Regions from separate parts of the Homo sapiens genome. Here region 2 is linked to region 1. Evidence: chromatin loops called from intact Hi-C (ENCODE). Cell type or tissue: Calu3. All regions are shown on one strand. Each heading gives the region's core, and the rest is flanking DNA. Links, peaks and the distances in the headings are about the cores only.

The links. A loop is a pair of places that touch in the nucleus more often than their neighbours do. Peaks named below come from ENCODE experiments on the same cell type or tissue, not always from the same donor. Only the 100,000 strongest peaks of a DNase experiment are listed, where the experiment ranks them.
Region 2: it touches region 1 in a loop (2.5-fold over the local background); 3 of 110 quality-filtered maps call a loop at or near these places.

The regions. Positions count from the first base shown.
Region 1 is chr5:161,520,673-161,528,672 of GRCh38, reverse strand. The region is part of intron 3 of GABRB2 (gamma-aminobutyric acid type A receptor subunit beta2); the gene reads left to right. Among named protein-coding and RNA genes, the nearest start is that of GABRB2, 22 kb to the left of the region's middle. In Calu3, for the core only: no CTCF peak of the experiment used is centred there; no DNase peak of the experiment used is centred there.
Region 2 is chr5:160,798,663-160,808,822 of GRCh38, reverse strand. All of the region lies in intron 1 of ATP10B (ATPase phospholipid transporting 10B (putative)), which reads left to right. Among named protein-coding and RNA genes, the nearest start is that of ATP10B, 48 kb to the left of the region's middle. In Calu3, for the core only: no CTCF peak of the experiment used is centred there; a DNase peak (open chromatin) is centred at 6,062.

The sequences.
Region 1 (8,000 bases), core at 1-8,000:
TTTGGAAAGCAAACAATCCTTAGGTTAAAAGATGTTATTACATTTTTTGATAAATTATTTCTGTAATTATTCTGAAAAGGTCAACATTTGTATCAAAGACAGGAGACTTGGCAGTCCTGGCATTGTCCTGAATTTGTCACTGATGATATTTAAACCTGTACAAATTTCTTAAATTCTAGAAAACTATTTCTATATTTAGAAATTATGAAAATTAAATGAAAGCCATTATGTTTACTTTGTAAAGCAGGTAAATTTCCTTGTTGCATAATTTTCTTAATATTCTGGCATATTTTTATCAGAATCATTTTTGTTACTTATTTATGTCCACTGTAGAAATCGGTAAACATAATAAACAATAATGAAAATGAAGATCTCAGTGTCATCACCCAGATACAACTACTGTTAGCAAAACGATCACAGTATCTTCAGACTTCATAGGAATTCACATGAATGCACATGAAATAAAATGTGTTATATATTGTGTTTCAAATATGATTTTTGCTCTTAATGTTTTGTGAACATCTCTTGATGTAATCTATAATTTTTATAACAGTTGCATAGAATTCCCTTGTGTGAATGCAGCATACTTGTTCAATCAGTCCTCTGTTCATGGACATTATGATCATTTGGGTTCTTTGGCTATTGTGAACTAAGTTATATTAAACACTCCTGTGTATTCATATTTGATGCATTTGTAAAATTATTTTCTTTGGTAAATTCTTAGGAGTTGGATTACTGGACCCCAGAACATGTATATTTTAGGCACTGATACTTGTTACAAAGCCACGGTTCCTTAAAAGTGTGCTAGTTTATATTCACACCACCTGTGTCACACCTCTCAGTCCTGGGCATTTCTGTCAGTATATACATTCTTTTCATCTTTGCTAATCTGTAAAATAGTTAATTTCCATGATTAACTAAATTTTATTGCCAGTTAACTATCTCAGACACTCTTCCGTGTTTATAGGCCATTTGTATTTCTTCTCCCTGAGTTGCCTTTTTATGTCATTTATTAATTTATTTTCTATTGGACAATTCATTTTTTTCTTATTGATTTGTTGTAACTTTTTATGTATTAAGGCTATTGAGCCTATATCACATATTGCAGACTTATTTCCTTGTATAATAACTTTGTGAATAATATATTTGATTGTCCAGAAGGTTTTTATTTATGCACACCAAAATAGGGTTATTTCTTACTTTATGATTTTTGATCCTGGTTTTCAGACTTTGAAAACTCCACACCAATATTTTTAAAAAATAAATATTCAGATATTATTCCAGTATTTTATGAAAATTTTCATATAAAATTTGAGTTCATTTGAAATATATTTTGGGGTAAGTTCTGAAGCAGAAATACTGATAGGTAGACAGGTAGGTAGATTGATTGACAGATAGTTGTAATAATAAAATTTACTGAAATAATCTGTCCTTTCACTACTAATTTGAAATGTTCTTTACCACATAGGAAATCCTTCTTGTCCTTAGGTCTGTGTTTCTACCCTGTAATTTGCTTCATTAATATTTCTCCCTATTTTTGTGCCAACACTATGTGGTTTTAATTACTCTAACGTTAAATGTAAGACAGATATCTTATTATGTTTCTACTTAATTATACTTGGCCATTATGAAATAGTTATGCTTCCATACAATCTTTAAGTTTTGGCAATTTAAAAATGCTACCCCTATTTTTGTTGTAATTGCTTTAAAATTTATTGAGGAATACAGAAGGAAATTTACTTCTCAACGGGATTGGTTCTTTCTATTGAAGGACACGGTATGTTTCCTGTTTTATACATGTTCTGTTATGTTCTTCGGTAAAATTTTAGTTTTCTCCATGTAGGTCTTGCATATTTCTTACTAAATTGTGCCCATACGTCTTACATAATTCTTGTTAAATTTATACTTCAGTACTTTATAGTTTTTATGGTTATTGTCAATGGGATTCTTATATTCAATTACTATTTTTGATTCTTGGCCAAATGAACAAAGATTATATAACTATCAGAAGATGGTTGTCTTTTAACTTTACAACTTAGGCTAGCATTTCCATTTCAATGTATGCATGAGGTGCTTTGGATGTCTTATAGAAATAAAAAAAAAAAACTTCTTTGAATGTAGTAAGCCAAATCATCAGCACATGCTGTGTCTAAACTCTGTTGTCCCTTAATTGAAATATAAATGATATCATTACAAATAAGAGATCTTCCATAATAAGAGCATCTACACTCAGAATAAAACAGCTTAACTGACACAATGTGTGTGATAGTGCCTCATACACCTGTTTTAGAGTGATAACTTGTCTCCATTCAATACTAAACCAGGACATGACTTACATTCAGAGGCTTGATCACCTAAAGACTGAGGGTCACAAAAGCTCTCCCACTATGGTAGTCTAAGTTCACAATTGGTTTGACCATTTTGAACACATTGAATTGCCAGTCTACTTTACCGAACAATTTTTATTATCATGTTGATCCACTCAGCTAAGAATGGTTTAGTTGTGCATGAAGTTCAAGATTTCCAGAAATTATCTCAAAATATGTTATGTCTTTTGGAATACATATACCATATACATTTTAGAAGATTTAGAAAGTCTTTCATTGAATTGTAACTCCTGTGTTGGTTATATCAAATGTACCTTTGAGAAGAAGGCAAAAGCTCAGAAATTGTAGGAGAAAAGAATTTATATCAACTAGGCCAGCCTTATCAACAGCATGCAATATTTCGTTGTCATACATGTAGATATGTGCATGTGTACACTCACCTCTACACACATATATATATAAATTTGGGTATGAAATTTTTATTTTTTCTGTTTAAATAAGAACTTATCACCCCCAGGTTGATTTATTTAATACTGGGAAACTTAAGTTAGATGCATTAGTTGGATGGGATATAAGGTAAAATAAATAACAATGCCACTTGTGTCAGTTTGAAAGAATTATGTCCTTGGATAAGAAAAAGTGCTTCTTATAATTCAATCTAGGCAAATTAAAACAAAGCTGGTATCCCATGCTATTATGCATTATTTTACTAAATATACATTTCAAATGTGAAATGAAATATCTATACTAGATGGTTGTTTTCATATTAAAGTATATAATGCACTACATTTCTATAATTTCAGGCTTCTGATTTGATGTATCAAGAGAAGTGTGGTCTTTTGACAATTGTGTATTAGTTCTGTATATTTTTGTAAAAAATACAGAGAAAATACTTTCGTAAATAGAATGCTTACTAAATTACAATTGAAAGACCTTTTTTACTCTTAATGGTCTATATATTTATTTTCCAATCTAAAAATTATTAAATTTTTATCTTCAAAGATATACATTGGAATATTTTATTTGTTAAACTGGAATTCAGGGAACAATGATCTTGATGATCATGCTTATCTCTATTTAACTCGTGTTGGCCAAAACATTATTGATGTTTTAGATCAGGGGTCAGCCAGATCTGACCAGGTGACTGTTTTGATGAATAAATTTTTATTAGGGCACACTTGTATCCATTAGGTTACACACTGTCTATGCTTGCTTTTGCACTCCCAACACAGAATTGAGTAGCTAGAAGAGAGACTATATGGCTTGCAAAGTCCAAAATACTGCCTGGTTGGTACAGAAATTTTTGTTCTGATTCTGAGCATTAACTACAACATAAAATAGAAAGTACTTTGTATATAAACAAGAAATGAAAGCCATAGCCTATTTAATTGTATATTATTACTTATTTTTCATGCTTATATATTTGCTAAGACTTTACTCGAATGAGCTATGGTTCAAATTAAATAAGAATTGTGTTGAAAGTGTGAGATTTCATAGCTAAATACATTTTATGGAAAAAATCATGTTATGGAAAGTGTAAGAAGCAAAATATCTTTAGTAGTAAAATTGAAAGAATTACAGAAAATAATATGAGGGTCTCTGCCTCATATTAATGAGTCTGAGGTTTGCATTAAAAACAGATCATGTTGTATTCTATTCTATTAATCTATTTTAAAGAATTTTTTTCAGTGTTAATAAAGATTCTCACTAGGATTGCGTTAAAACTTGGCTTTCTTGATCTGATTGGCTAAATCAGTTCATTGCTAACTTTTCTGCTTTTCTTACATCTGAGGTATTATGGTGTATTTGCTGTTTGCTAACTGTTAAGTCACAACAATGGAATCTCACTTTATGTACAATCTGGTGCTCCTGCTCAGGTCTGCTCTTTGGTTTAATTTTTACTCTTAGCCATAATTTCAGGATACAAACTCCAGAAATTGATGTTGTCTGTCTATAGATATCAAGTTGCGTCTGCTTGCCAGCAAATAAGAATCATTGTTTAAAGAGTTCTACATATTTTACTGTCACATTTCTACTATAAAATGAGGAGAGTGATTGTAGCTTATGTTCAAGTTTGCTTTGTAGTAAATTATGAAGTTTTATGGCCAAATACCATATGGATACTTTTGAGAACATTAATGTTTACATTAATGTAAGAAGGAGAATTAATACAATATTTTCTACTCTTGGTTCTTAAAAGTTTCATTCTACTGAAGAAATAATCTCAGATCCCATTAGACTGTGCTTCATGAAGTCAGGGCCATGTCTGTTTTTCTGACTATTCTAACCAAGTCATGTCTAACTCAAAAGGAATCTGACTAGTGGTGGTTAGATAAGAAACTACTGAAATTGATGTCAGAATAACCTCCAATCCCTTTTATTAGTTTTTCTTGCTACTAAGAAGTTATAGAACAACAAAATTATTGTTTCCTTCAGAAATTGAAATTCTTGCTTCCATTCGACTTTCAGTATCTACTCAGAATATTTCCTTTGATTTTTGGAATTTTCTCTGGAAGCTTTTATACTGCAGGATCATAGTAGTCCTACAGTATATATATAAGATCCTGTGTAGCAATGGAGGTGACAATAGAATATTCAGAACTCTTCAAAGTGTAGTTCTTATTTGTTGGTCACCAGATGCAACTTGACATCGTTATGCAGACAACATTCATTTCCAAAATTTGTACACTGAAATTATGGCTAGGGTTAAAAACTGAACCAAAGAACAGAGCCAAGCAGGAGTACCAGATTGTACATAAATGAGGTTTAATTGTTGTAACTTAACCTCAACTTAACCTTAACTTTCTTACATCTGAAATTGTTGTAATTTCAGATGTAAGAAAAGCAGGAAAGTCAGCAATGAACTAATGTGGCCTGTCAGAGTCCAATTTTAACTACAATTCTTGAATGTCTTTTAATATTGAATGTCTTTGAAATTGGTTGAAATGTATTTAAAGAACAAATGTAACACAGTCGGATTTTTAGCTTGATTAGAATTAAATGCATTTGGTTGTTACTTCTCCAACTGGTAGAAATGCAGGAATTTTTTCTTAAAACTAATAAAGGTAGGATTACTTGTGAAAGTTTGTAGGATGCATGTATTTTCACTTGATGTGTTTATAAACATTGGTAGCAGTTCATAGTAGTTAAAGACCTGGGTTAAGGAATCTTGGCTCTGCCACTTACTAGCTATGTTATATGGTCCAAATTACTTAATTTATTAAATCATAACTTTTCTCCTCCATATGAATAATTTGGGTATGAATATAAATAATAATAGTATCAAGCTCAAAAGATTCCAAAAATTAAATGATTTACTATATGTATAAGGCTTATTAAAATTATCTGCACATACTAAAACTCAATAAATTATATCTATTAATAATATTACACACACACACACATACACAAATTTAATTTTACATGATGTCACAAAACCTCCGAAACACTCATGACCTGTGTTTATACATAATTAACACCAAGTCAATAATGATAATATCCGGAAAAACACATTAAAATTTAATGGTCAAAACAGCTGTATGTTAAAGGAGAATCCTAGGACACTGGGCTACGATTCAGGACACCCAGATTTTAAACCTGATACACCTACTCACTCATGAGTGACCTTGAGTATGTCTCTTTTCGTTGTTGTTTTTCTGGAACTTAGTTCCATTTCTGTGGGGAGAAGAAAGGAAGGGGTTGATATATCCTTTTAGTCTTGAAATCCTCAAAATCTTTGAGTTACAAAAAGAAAAAAAAACACTAGATCTTTATTTTAAAATTTGCAACCAAAGTTGGAAAGAAGTAGAAAAAAACAAGCATTGCTTATTAGGCTAGAAAAAGAGCTGACAAGCAGTGGTTGTGTTGTTTATCAGAAAGTTTGCTTTTTTCCGACAGAGTAGTTTGCAATTGTTTTTCAGAATAAGTGCATTGCTAACTCTGTAGTGCTTTAGAGGTATAATCCTCCCAAGGTATCGTGCCTGCAGGAGTCTGCAGTAGTGTTGTTGGATGCTGTATTTTTTATATGGTAATGTCAGTTCACAAGGCTGAGAAGAATTTTATTGAAAAGCTAAATGCAAAACTGGATACTCTTTCCAGAGGTAGTTTTATTTCTGAATCAAATGTGTCTAATCTCAAATGTGTGATAACACCTAGGGGCCTATTAAATGTACATGAGGCTATCAAGAGCTTTATCTTCAAATGACAAAGATCCAAGATTCATATACAGAAAATGACACCCTTCTTACTGAAAATAGCATAGGATTGCACGTAGGGAAATGCAGATGTCCTACTAACTTTATAACTTCTATTTGACTTCTGTGATAGAGGAAAAATTAAGGAACTGGTTGTGCAGCTTAGTAATGCTAGAAAGGCAACTCAATCTTCTCTGATTCATTTGGAAATATTTGTCAAGGTCTTTCTCAGAGTATTAAAAAATTGTAAAATAAAATACAAAGATTCAGAACACATGGCCCATTCTACCTTCAAAGTTTGGTTTACCTGCTTTGTTGAGGCAGAGATTTATGACTTTGACATTACAAACTTGTTCAGGTATCAACCTCCATAAGTTGGTTTAGATATGGTCTTTTACCATGCATTAAGAGCTATCACATTCTGAACTTTACTCTGTTTTACCAGTGGCGTTTCCTGATTGAGTATAAATATGTACAACAATGATAATACCAACACTAACATTTTTACCACATTCTGGGACTTTAAAAGTGATGATCCACTTCGTTTGATTTTGATTAATATGATCCACATCATTTGATTTTCCCACCGTTTCTGTGAGGTGAACATAACAAGTGTTTGTGTTTCTTCTTTCTTTCCTCATCCTTTCCTTTCTTCATTACTTCCTTTCCTACTGCTCTCCTTCCTTCTTTGCTTTCTTTTTTTTCGAAAATAAACTCCAGAAATTTAAGCATCTGGTTATCACCTAAAGTTATATGGTTCGTAAATAGAATTTCAACTAGAATTCTGATTCTACAGACTCACATTCACTGCTCTACTTACTGATTCAGGAAGCAAGTTATTGGAAGTATAATCAAGGTAACAAAAAATAAAGATAGGAATAAAGAGTGGTGGAGGTTTTAGTGATTATGGGTAAGGTACTTGGGGCAAACACCAAATATATTCCTTCAAAGAGCCAATAAACCTAATAGTAAATCCTAAAGGGGCAGCTAGGACTTGCCAAGCACCATTTCATTTTAATGCATTGGGTAACCTCAGAAAAGCAGTAAAACAAGTAGTCCTCCAGCTTGCCCGTCCATAGGAAATTGTCTTAGTCTAAAGAATTGACACATTCAATTAAGTGTTGTAAATCATGGATGTTCTCAGTCACAGGCAACAAGACATAGACCTCCTTCAGACAGCATAAAAATCAATAAGTATTATTTTATCCCTGTTTTGTGAGTCAATGTATTGCAGCAACTATTGATTGTTGGCAAGATGTATTGATCATTAGGGTCTAATATGGCAAGCTGTGATGAGGAGTTTGGCAGTGCTTTTTTCATTCATTTCACTAAGGTAAATATCCTTTGTCCATAGTCCTGGAGCCCACACCAAAACAACAGAATTTCTTTTCTGGGATTAGCTACAGTACCAGCTAGCATAGGGTATATGCATTTTTGTGAACCAGTTTCACAGCACTGAAGGGTCTGAACCCAGAGAGCT
Region 2 (10,160 bases), core at 1,341-9,340, 720 kb after region 1:
TCACTTGTTTTGGGGCACTTTGTTATGGCAGCCCTAGAAAGTGAGCATACATTTCTTTATCAATAAGAAATGAGGCAGTGTATTAGAGAACAATGGAGGATCTGCCTAGATAAAATGGTAACAGAAAATCTTCCTGTAAATGGCTAATTTGGGTTGAATGGGAAGGATAAGAAAGATCCAGTCATACCAAGAGTTTGGGGCAGAACATTCCAGGGAGAGAGAATAATGTGGCCAATCCAGTTAAGGTAGGGAAAGGTTTATTTAAAACTGATTAAATGGAATGATAATTAGGAAGTGGAGGAGAGGTGATGATATAGATTCTTCAGCCTTTTGAAGGATAAATGATTAGCAAAAACAGAACACACAAAGTCAAATTTGTCCACAAAAGTTTTGAAGTCACCAAAGCCATGCTCATGGTATAGGATCCTCTGATAACTCTCAGAGACAACTTGCCATGCTCAAAGTATTGTCCTCATAGGGAATATGCTACAATCACCATTTCCGGGGATATCAGAATAATAAAATCGCAAATTCATTAGAAAGTTTCGAAGCCCCAATCTTTTCTCCAAAGTCTTCTTTTTTTCTTACACAAACACAATTTTATTGTCACACCTTAGAAGATTTACCATAATTCAACGCATTCTAATATTCAGTCCATATTTAAACTTCTCCACTTTTCCAAGTGTGTCTTTTACAGATTTTTTAATGGAATAAAGATCCAGTCAAGGTGTTCATATTGACTTTGAGTATGTTTCTTTAGAACTCTCTCCCGTCTGTTTTTTGACAATGGAGATTATTTTATTCAAGCTATTATAGTAGAGATAGCATTCATTAATGAGAAGCATCTCAAGTAAAAGACCAGGGGACTTGGGGCTTTTTAAAGGCAGGTACAAAAAGGAGTCATATTCACTGAGAAAGGTAGAAGTCAGCCATATGTAGGAACATGTGAGAGCAGGGTAGCCCATTGTAGTTGGTCAGTTCTAGAAACTTAGAAGCATAAAGAGATTTCTCTGCTATCGCTGCATTTTAGGGAATACAGCATTCAGATTAAATTCAACATTATCACATTTAAAAAGAATTCATCTAGAATATTATATATTGTATGATCAAATAGTTCTGTTTTTATCATATGGATACAGAGAGTGTTCAGTTATCCTAATGCTATTTATCACTATGGAGGTCCATCCTTCCTCCATCAGTTTCTCAATTTTCCATTCTATTTCATTGGACTGTTTGTCTACCCTTGAGTTAATACATTGTGTTTAATTATTATAGCTTTATAAAATCTGTTACACATGTGCTTAAAAAAAGTATCCAATTGTTGAGTGCTGAGTTATCAAAGTATTCTTTACAACATCTCTGATAAGGTATCCTCACTGTCTAAATATTCTCTGTGTGCTCAGCATCTCAAAGCACAGCCCATTCTCTTTCTCAGCTCTAACTTAAAAAGTCCATTTTGAATAGGTAATCTAGGCATATGGCACAATACTTAAAAGCCAAAAAAAATGGTTTACAGTGAAAATTAAGTTTCCCTCCTTCCTTGCCCCTCACCAAATAGTTTCCCTTACCAGAGACAATCACTCTTACCAGCAAACTTCATGCATTTATAAACATACATGTAAATTTTATTTTTGCAACACAATACGAGCAACTATAGATACATTTCTGCCCCTTGATTTCTCCCTTGTAATTTCCATATTGGTGGAACAGAACTGTTCATTCCTTTTTAACAGGTATATGTATCGTTTTCTACCATGGTTCTAATTTATTGCTAGATTCTCTCTTTACTGGGTTGAGCTGTGCATCTCTGTACTTTTTCTTCCCCGTTTGTCTTTTCTTTTCTTGAAAATGAGGCTAATTTCATTTGCACTCTGTTGACCTCCTACATGAAGGAAATTTCCCTACAGTAACTGGAGGGTGACAAAGTGCTCTGTTGCCATAAACATCTGCAAAAGATGGTGAATTCTAGAAGGCAGGATGGCATATTGGTCAAGAATACATATTTCCCAAGATTAAGTCTTTACTCTGCCATTTACAGATAAGTGACCTTGAATAAGTTACTCAAACTCTGTCCTCTCAATTACCTCAACTATAAAATGGGAATAAAAATAGCATCTGTGTAAATAGGGTTGTTGAGTGGATTAAAAACATATTAGTCAAACGCCTAGCACATGCTAAGAGTTCAGTCCATGTTAATCATTGTTGTTGTTCCTATCATCATTATCCCCCCCTTCCTTAGACAATAAAGATCATCTTCCCAAGACCTCTTCGCCAAAGTTCTGAAAGACAAACAGCGGTAAAAAGAAACCCCACTCTCAGCTTGCATTTTTGTTGTCTGAACCTTATTCCCTAGGTTCTGGGGGATAACCTTATGTGTGTGTTTTCTTATGAAGGAAAGATGGCAGGATCTGTCTGCCCTCCAAAACTCAGCCTGCTAGCTTGTTTTTCAGATGTTATGCTGATTGCCTGCTTACCTTGATCTGTGTCAGGAACACAGTTGACCTTTATCTGGGTCAGGGGAGTGTAATTGGACTGGCAACTCTCTTTACATGGAATCCCTCTGTGATGGTTAATTTTATGTATCAATTTGACTAGACTACAGGATGCCCAGGTATCCGGTTAAACATGATTTCTGGGTGTATCTGTGAGAGTGTTTCCAGAAGAGATTAACATTTGAACTGGTGGACAGAGTAAAGCAGATGGCTGTCCCCAGTGTGGGTGGGCTTTATACAATCTGTTGAGGACCAAAAGAGAACACAAAAGTGGAGGAAGGGAGAACTCACTCTCTCTGCCTGATGCCTTGAGCTAGGCCATGGGTCTCCTGCCCTTGGACTAGGATGTACATTATTGGTTCTGCTGGTTCTGAGGCCTTAGGGCTTGGAACCACTGGCTTTCCCCCATCTCCAGCTTGCAGATGACAGATTGCAGGACCTCTTGGCCTCCATCATTGTGTGAGCCGATTCCTTATAGTAAATATAAATATGCACACACATACATATCTTCTTGGTTCTGTTTCTCTGGAGAACCCTGACTAATACCCTCTCCACCCTAAATCTGGAGCCGGCTGCTCACACACATAAACAGCAGTCAAACACAGACAAGATAACAAGAGCCTCTGGGGCACTAGGGGCCACTGCCCACACCGTGTAAATGCTCTTAAGTGCCTCACATTTCACTGTACCTGGGGCCCTGGCAGGCAGGCGGCGAGACAGGTTTCTGGCTCTGGAGAATGTGGGTTAGTCTTGGTGGCCCTTCCAGGTGAGCGTGACCCAGTTAGTGTAGTAACCCAGAAATGTCCACATGCGTGTGCCAAACCTGAAATTAACAGCATTCTGGGCAGCTCTGGTTCAATTTCTAAAATGAGCAGACAGCTTAAAACCTCAGTGATGATCTAAATAGCTTCTTTAAGACACACTTAATTCAGATTTAACAAGACAATTAAATTTAACAAGATGTTGTTAAATACAAGTGATTGTTTAATGTGGATACGCTGAGGAGCTGCCATGCAGGAGACACACATTATTATTAATTACTGCTAAATTATTTTTGTCATCAGCACATAAATTTCAACATTTCTTATCAGATTAGTATACTTCATGTGCAGAATCCTAAAAATGATACATAAACAATGATATATAGTCTTTAAAGCTCTTCTTTCTCCAACAAGGAGAATAAAAGCAAACACATGTAATATATAGACACATACAATGTGCCAAGCACTATTCTAAACACGTCACAAATTTAGTTGACCCTTGAATAGCACAGGTTTGAGCTGCACGGGTCCATGTATGCACAGCTTTTTTTTGGCCAAATACAAATTGAAAATACAATATTTGAGGGAACCCATGTATCTGGAAGGCCATTTTTTGGTACACATAATTCTGCAATACTGACAGCAGGACTTTGGTATGAATGGATTTTGGTGGTGGGGGGTTACTGAAACCAATCTCTTGCATATATGCAGGGACAGCTGTAATCCAACTAGCCTTCACAATAACATCATGAGGTGCTACTGTTTTTTATTTCTATTTTATTTATAAGGAAAAGTGAGTCATAAGATGCACACATATCCCAAGGTCCAACAGTTGTGAAGTAATGGAACCAAGATTTGAACTCAAAATGACTGAATCTGGAGCTCACAGTCCCCACTGTGATCATACTCTCTGCAAGATGATTGCAAATTTGCAAATGTGTAGTTTTCAAACTCCAGTCTAGTTTGATACTAAAGGGACATGGGTCTTTGGATCTATATGAACCTGGGTTAGAATCCTAATTTACCAGCTATATGACTATGGGCTCATAAGCCTGTTTTCCCCCTCTGGAAAATGTCAGTACTCATCCATTCTCACATGTAAGATAATGCACGTGAAGATCCTAGCACAGGAGCTGACACATAGTATGAACTCAAGTTCATTTATTAGATATTTATAGAACACTCTCTATATTCCACCCCAGAAGTAGACACTGAGGAACAAATGATGAACAAAACAGTACAACATAGTTCATCTATTTATCACATACACACATATGAGTATACAATTGAGACCAGACAACTGCTGAGAAGGAGAAGTGCATACTACAATAAGACTGCAAAAAGGGGACTTTGACAAAGATGAAAAATGTTTCCTAAGGAAGTGATGACTACACAACACACAACCCTCATCCCTTATAGAAGTAGCTATTTGGCCAAATAGATCTGCTTATCTCTATGTATGGGTGCAAGGGTAGGACATTTGACTTAGTTTTGTTTTTGTTTTGTATTTTTGCACTGAATCTGCTCTGGAACACAGGAGGACATCAGGGCACAGTAACTCCAGTTCCAGTCAGGAACTGGAGTCAGAAATTTGATTTCTGCCTCCCCATGAATCCTACAGGGGCAACGTTGAAAAAAAAAATCTGTGTTGACCTCCTCTAGCATAGTCTCTGACATCTAAGAGGCACTCAATAAATACCAGTTAAATAAATAACAAATATAAATCATGGGGAAAAGATTCTGAGATTGCATAGCACCTCACATTATCCAGAGCTCTTTCTCAGTATTAATTAAGGAGAGTTTAGTGGTAGGACCACCAGGTTTAAATTATTCTACCAAGTACAAGCTATGTGACCTTGAACAAGTAACCTCTTTTTATTTATTTTATTTTTTTGAGATGGAGTCTTGCTCTGTCACCCAGGCTGGAGTACAGTGGTATGATCTTGGCTCACTGCAACCTCCACCTCCGGGGTTCCAATGATTCTCCTGCCTCAGGCTCCCAAGAAGCTGGGATTACAGGCATGCACCACCACGCCCGGCTAATTTTTGTATTTTTAGTAGGGACGGGGTTTCACCATGTTGGCCAAGCTGGTCTTGAACTCCTGACCTTGTGATCTGCCCTCCTCAGCCTCCCAAAGTGCTGGGATTACAGGTGTGAGCCGCCGTGCCTGGCCCAAGTAGCCTCTTCCTATGCCTCAGTTGATGCCTCTAAAAAGTAGGTTACAATGAAGCTTAAATCAAATAATGTGTAAAGCATTTAGCACAGTTCCTGGTACGTGATAATCTTCATGGCAATGTTAACTGGGGTAGTGGTCAACAGCAGTGATAGTGTGGTTTCTTAATCCATATAGCACAACCTAAACAGTTGATGACAACATCCTCCTTCAACAAAAAGGAAAAAAACTGAGGTTTAGAGATCTAAAGTTATATAGCTAGTCAAGCCCAGGTCAGCTGGTTCCAAGCCCACCATGCCAAGTGAGCCAACAGAAGCCTTTTGAACAGGAGCATGTCACGGAGAAAGCCCATGATAGCAAAAGTCTGCCCAGGGAGCATGTGCAGGAGAGTGAGTTCAGCTGGAAGTAACTCCTTCCTTCTGAGCAAGCAGCTGACAACCTTATGTTGTCCCCCAATTATCTCCCCTCCTGCCTTTTTCTGGAATGGGGATGGGGGATGAAGAATCGTGAAACTGAAGAGAAACCTCCCACTTGAGCTCAGCAAGAGAAAGATGAGAAGAAGCCAGACAAAAGCATCCCCACACACACTCTGATACTTTGAATCCTGACACAGCAGCGGTTGCAAGTCTGAAACCAAGCTGCCCCCTAATGTACAGTCTCCACATTCAGGAGGCTGAAGCCATTAGCAACTAACTTTAGGCTGGAAGAAATGGAAAAGAACTCAAGTGCCTTAAGCAGTAGGTATCAGGCTCTCCATGTGAACTTAGCAGTGTCCCTTACCATGCATTTTGAACTTGTCTAAGTCAGGGTTTCTCCCCTTCAGTTCTACTGATGTTTTGTTGGGGAGATGACTGGTGGGAAATGTTCTGTGCATTCACCATAGATGTTTAACAATATCGCAGGCATTGTCTCATCTAGATATCGGTAGACTTCCCCAGGTGCGACAACCAAAAATGCCTCTAGACATTGCCAAATGTCCTCTGGGGGACAAAATTGCTTCCAGTTGAGAACCACTGATATAGGTTGGCTTGAAAACAGGCAATGGTTTTAAGTTAGGCGTGTTCTTGATTTTTTCCTCAGGTAATGTCAGCTTACAAATTCTTTACAAATTGGGACAAATCAGGAAGCCCTTAGCCCATCCCGTTGACTACTGTGGAAGAAGGCAGTCATGAGGTGGTCATCTTCCTCAGCTTATGTTAGGCTTTTATGCCCCATCTATATTTTTAGGAAATTGTTTCTCCGCACCTAATGTGAACTGGTATTAACCATTTCCAGAGAGGCAATCTGAAGGGAAAAGTTGTCGCAGAAATCCCTTCAACGTCTCAACCAACACCTCTACAGACACAGCTGGAAGACTGCAGCAGATCAATGGGAACTCTACTATGCTGGCAAACGTTCATCTTGACCATCATGTTTGCTGCCTGCATCCGATAAATATTTCTTGGGAAGATCTTCTTTGCTAGGCATTATGCTAGATGAGGTGGGAGATGCTAAGATGAAGAAGGCATTGTTCCCACCTCCAGAGCTTCCCAATCTGTTTCGAAGAACCGTGTGGGAAGGATCACGTAAACCTCTTTTAACTAAGCTCAAAGCCTGAACTTGGAATCCAGGTTTCGATTCTGTCTCATTAACTGGTGAACTTGGGCTTGGCCTGTATATTGCTAGAGGTCCAGGTGAGTGGTTGAGCTCTTCCTAGGCATTGATTTGAGTTAGAACTCCTGTCGTCTTTACCTGGATACCTGATTTGGGGGAGAATGGGTTCAGAAGAACAAAGTAGTCATGCATTTAATACATTTTTATTAAGCACTGCTATGTTCAAGACTGTGCTACTCTGGATATAGGAATGATAAAGCATATTCAATCCATTCCCTCATGGAGTTTGCCCTCTAATTGGAAAGATAGACATTAGATGGAATTTGCACAAAATAAATATGTGATTGCCATTTTGTAGTAAGAGCTGCAAAGGAAAAATCAGACATCTCCCAGTCACTCAGCCTGGCTGTAGTCTGAGGCTGAAGGTGATAGGTGATACAAGGAGAGGCTAATGGAGCTGTTTACCTGGAGGACTTCGTGAGAGATGAGCATAAGTAAAGGCACTGCAGGATCAATAAGACAGAGTGGAACAATAAGTTGCAGAGAGGGACAGTATCTGCAGTATTTCTATAAAGTAGCGTCATTTTAGCCCCAGTAGGGTTTGTGTCTTTGGAAGCTTCGTGGACAGAGAATCAGTGTTCACAGAGGACCCTGGCAGCTGGAATGTTGGATGAATACATCGTTAGTGGATTCCTGGGCCACAGATATCAAGGAGGAGGCCAAAGTTGCATCAGTGTATGTGAAACTCCACAAAGAGCTCCTGAAAATAACTCTAGGAGATTTTGAGGGCTGGCAAGGATTCTACAGCATGTCAAAGGGACCAAGAGCCAGCAAACAGTACATTACAAACCTATTTAATAAGAAGCAAAAGAAAGACCTGGGTGGAAGGGCCCTGCAGGGCTTCAAATGAAAGGGAAATTTCAAAGCTTCCTGGAAGAGTAGGCCTATACCTCAGCCTTGAAGTATGGATGTTTTAAATGTGTTTCTTAAGCTGATGTCATTCTTCCCAAATCACAGCTAGAAAATACTTTCTGCTCAGACTCAGCAAACACTGAGAAGCAAAGGGGAATGGCCTATCTCTGTGGAATCCAGTGAAGAAAGAAACCAATTATATTAGCCAAATCCCATATAAGTGGAGACTATTAAACAAGATCCAAGATTCTCCCCTGGCAAGAATATACTGCCTATAATTTATCAGTCTGCAAATATTTATTCAGCATGCACTTTGTACAAAACACTGTAGTTAGAACTCCAGATTATAACCCTAACAATGGCTAACGTTAATGGATCAAATTCCACCTATACCACACTTTAGCTGTTTAACAAAGGACAAGTTTCTGACTTCTCTGCTTTTCAATGGTCACATTTGTAAACTCTTTGCACTTAGTAAATGCTACAGTAATTATTACTATTATCATTATGATTCTTGTAATCATCATTATAAGCCAGACAGTATTACAGGATTTCATTTAATTTTAATAAGATTGACATTTTTATTATTTCCATTTTATAGATGAGGAAACTGAGGCTTAGAGAGATTAAGCAACTAATCGAAGTTGTTTAGCTACTAAGTTGCAGAACCAGGATTTAAACCGAGGTGTGGACTCCAAGTTCATACTTTACTACCCTGAAATGACAGAATTATATAAAATAATGTATATGAAGTACCAGCCAAGATTATGACACTCAATAAATGACAGCCTTTCTTGCTGCTGCTTAGCTTCTGGTGATGGCCGGCTACCCTTGGTGTTCCTTAGCTTGCAGACTTGTAACTCCAATGGTGCCCATTTTCCTTCTTAAATGATATGAAGAATATGCAACATTTGGTTCAGTAACTGGCACTGAGTGCTCCAACTCAAAATTCCTTGTTACAACTGGTAAAGACTGAGGTTCAAATTCCTAATCAGGAAACTTTTCATCTTGAATGGATGAGAACTATGAGTGAATCCATCAATTTTAAGGAAGAAGGAAAATTATTTTCTCCAGAACTCTAATACGCTGAGAACTCTAAATGCTGCCAGGCTGCAGAAAGCTGTGCACTCCAGAACCTTCTAGCTTCTACCCTATTTCCCCATTTGGCCATTCTTCCTCCTAAGTTACCTGTTTTTCCCCAAGTGTCAGGTGCTAGCATTCATGAATGGCAAAATTCAGACTGTAAATGTTCATCTGAATCCAGTCATCCATTGATTTTTAAGTTCATACTGAAGTGGTGTTGAGAATTAGAAGAAACATGCTCTCTCGCCCTCAAATAAGCACTTTTCATACCAATGTCAGCAAAGCAAACATCAGCATTAATTAACAGTGACTTTGAACTGTGTAATGTTTTCCATTAGAACTGAAGAGGGCTAGAAGGAGGAGGACAAGGGACAACACATGGCGTCACCAGGTATCTGGGGAAAAGGGAACTAAATTTATAATGCAGAAGTAGACTGCTGCTTGCTTAAAAATAGAAGGGACATGTTTTGAAACCTCAAGTGGTTGATGGTGGAGACGGTTAAATCAGATGACTAATCTCCCAGTGTGCCACGTTGTCCCTGCTCAGAGGGCAGTTACATGGTGGAGGACACTGCAAATGGCACAGACATTGTAGCCTTGGAAAGATGTGGGGAAGTGTTCTGAGTCCGAGGACTTCTTTTTACTCATTTGAGACACATTTTTAAAACACAAACCTGAAAAAAAAAATCAGCTTTTGATACAGCCTATCACCCTGTGATGGATTTCCATTTCACTAACGATGAAACAGTCTTTTCATGGCTGGGCGTGGTGGCTTAGGCCTGTAATCCCAGTACTTTGGGAAGCCGGGCAGGTGGATCATCTGAGGTCAGGAGTTCAAGACCAGCCTGGCTAACATGGTGAAACCCCATCTCGAATAAAAGTACAAAAATTAGCTGGGCATGGTAGCACATCCCTGCAATCACAGCTACTTGGGAGGCTGAGGCACAAGAATTGCTTGAAACCCGGGAGGCAGAGGTTGCAGTGAGCTGAGATCATACCATTGGACTCCAGCCTGGGTGACAGAGTAAGCCTTTGCCTCAAAAAAAAAAAAAAAAAAAAAAAATAGAGAAAAAGTCTTTTCCTTGACCCATGTATTAGTTTCCTAGGGCTGCCATGACACATCACCACATTTTGTGGCTTTAAGC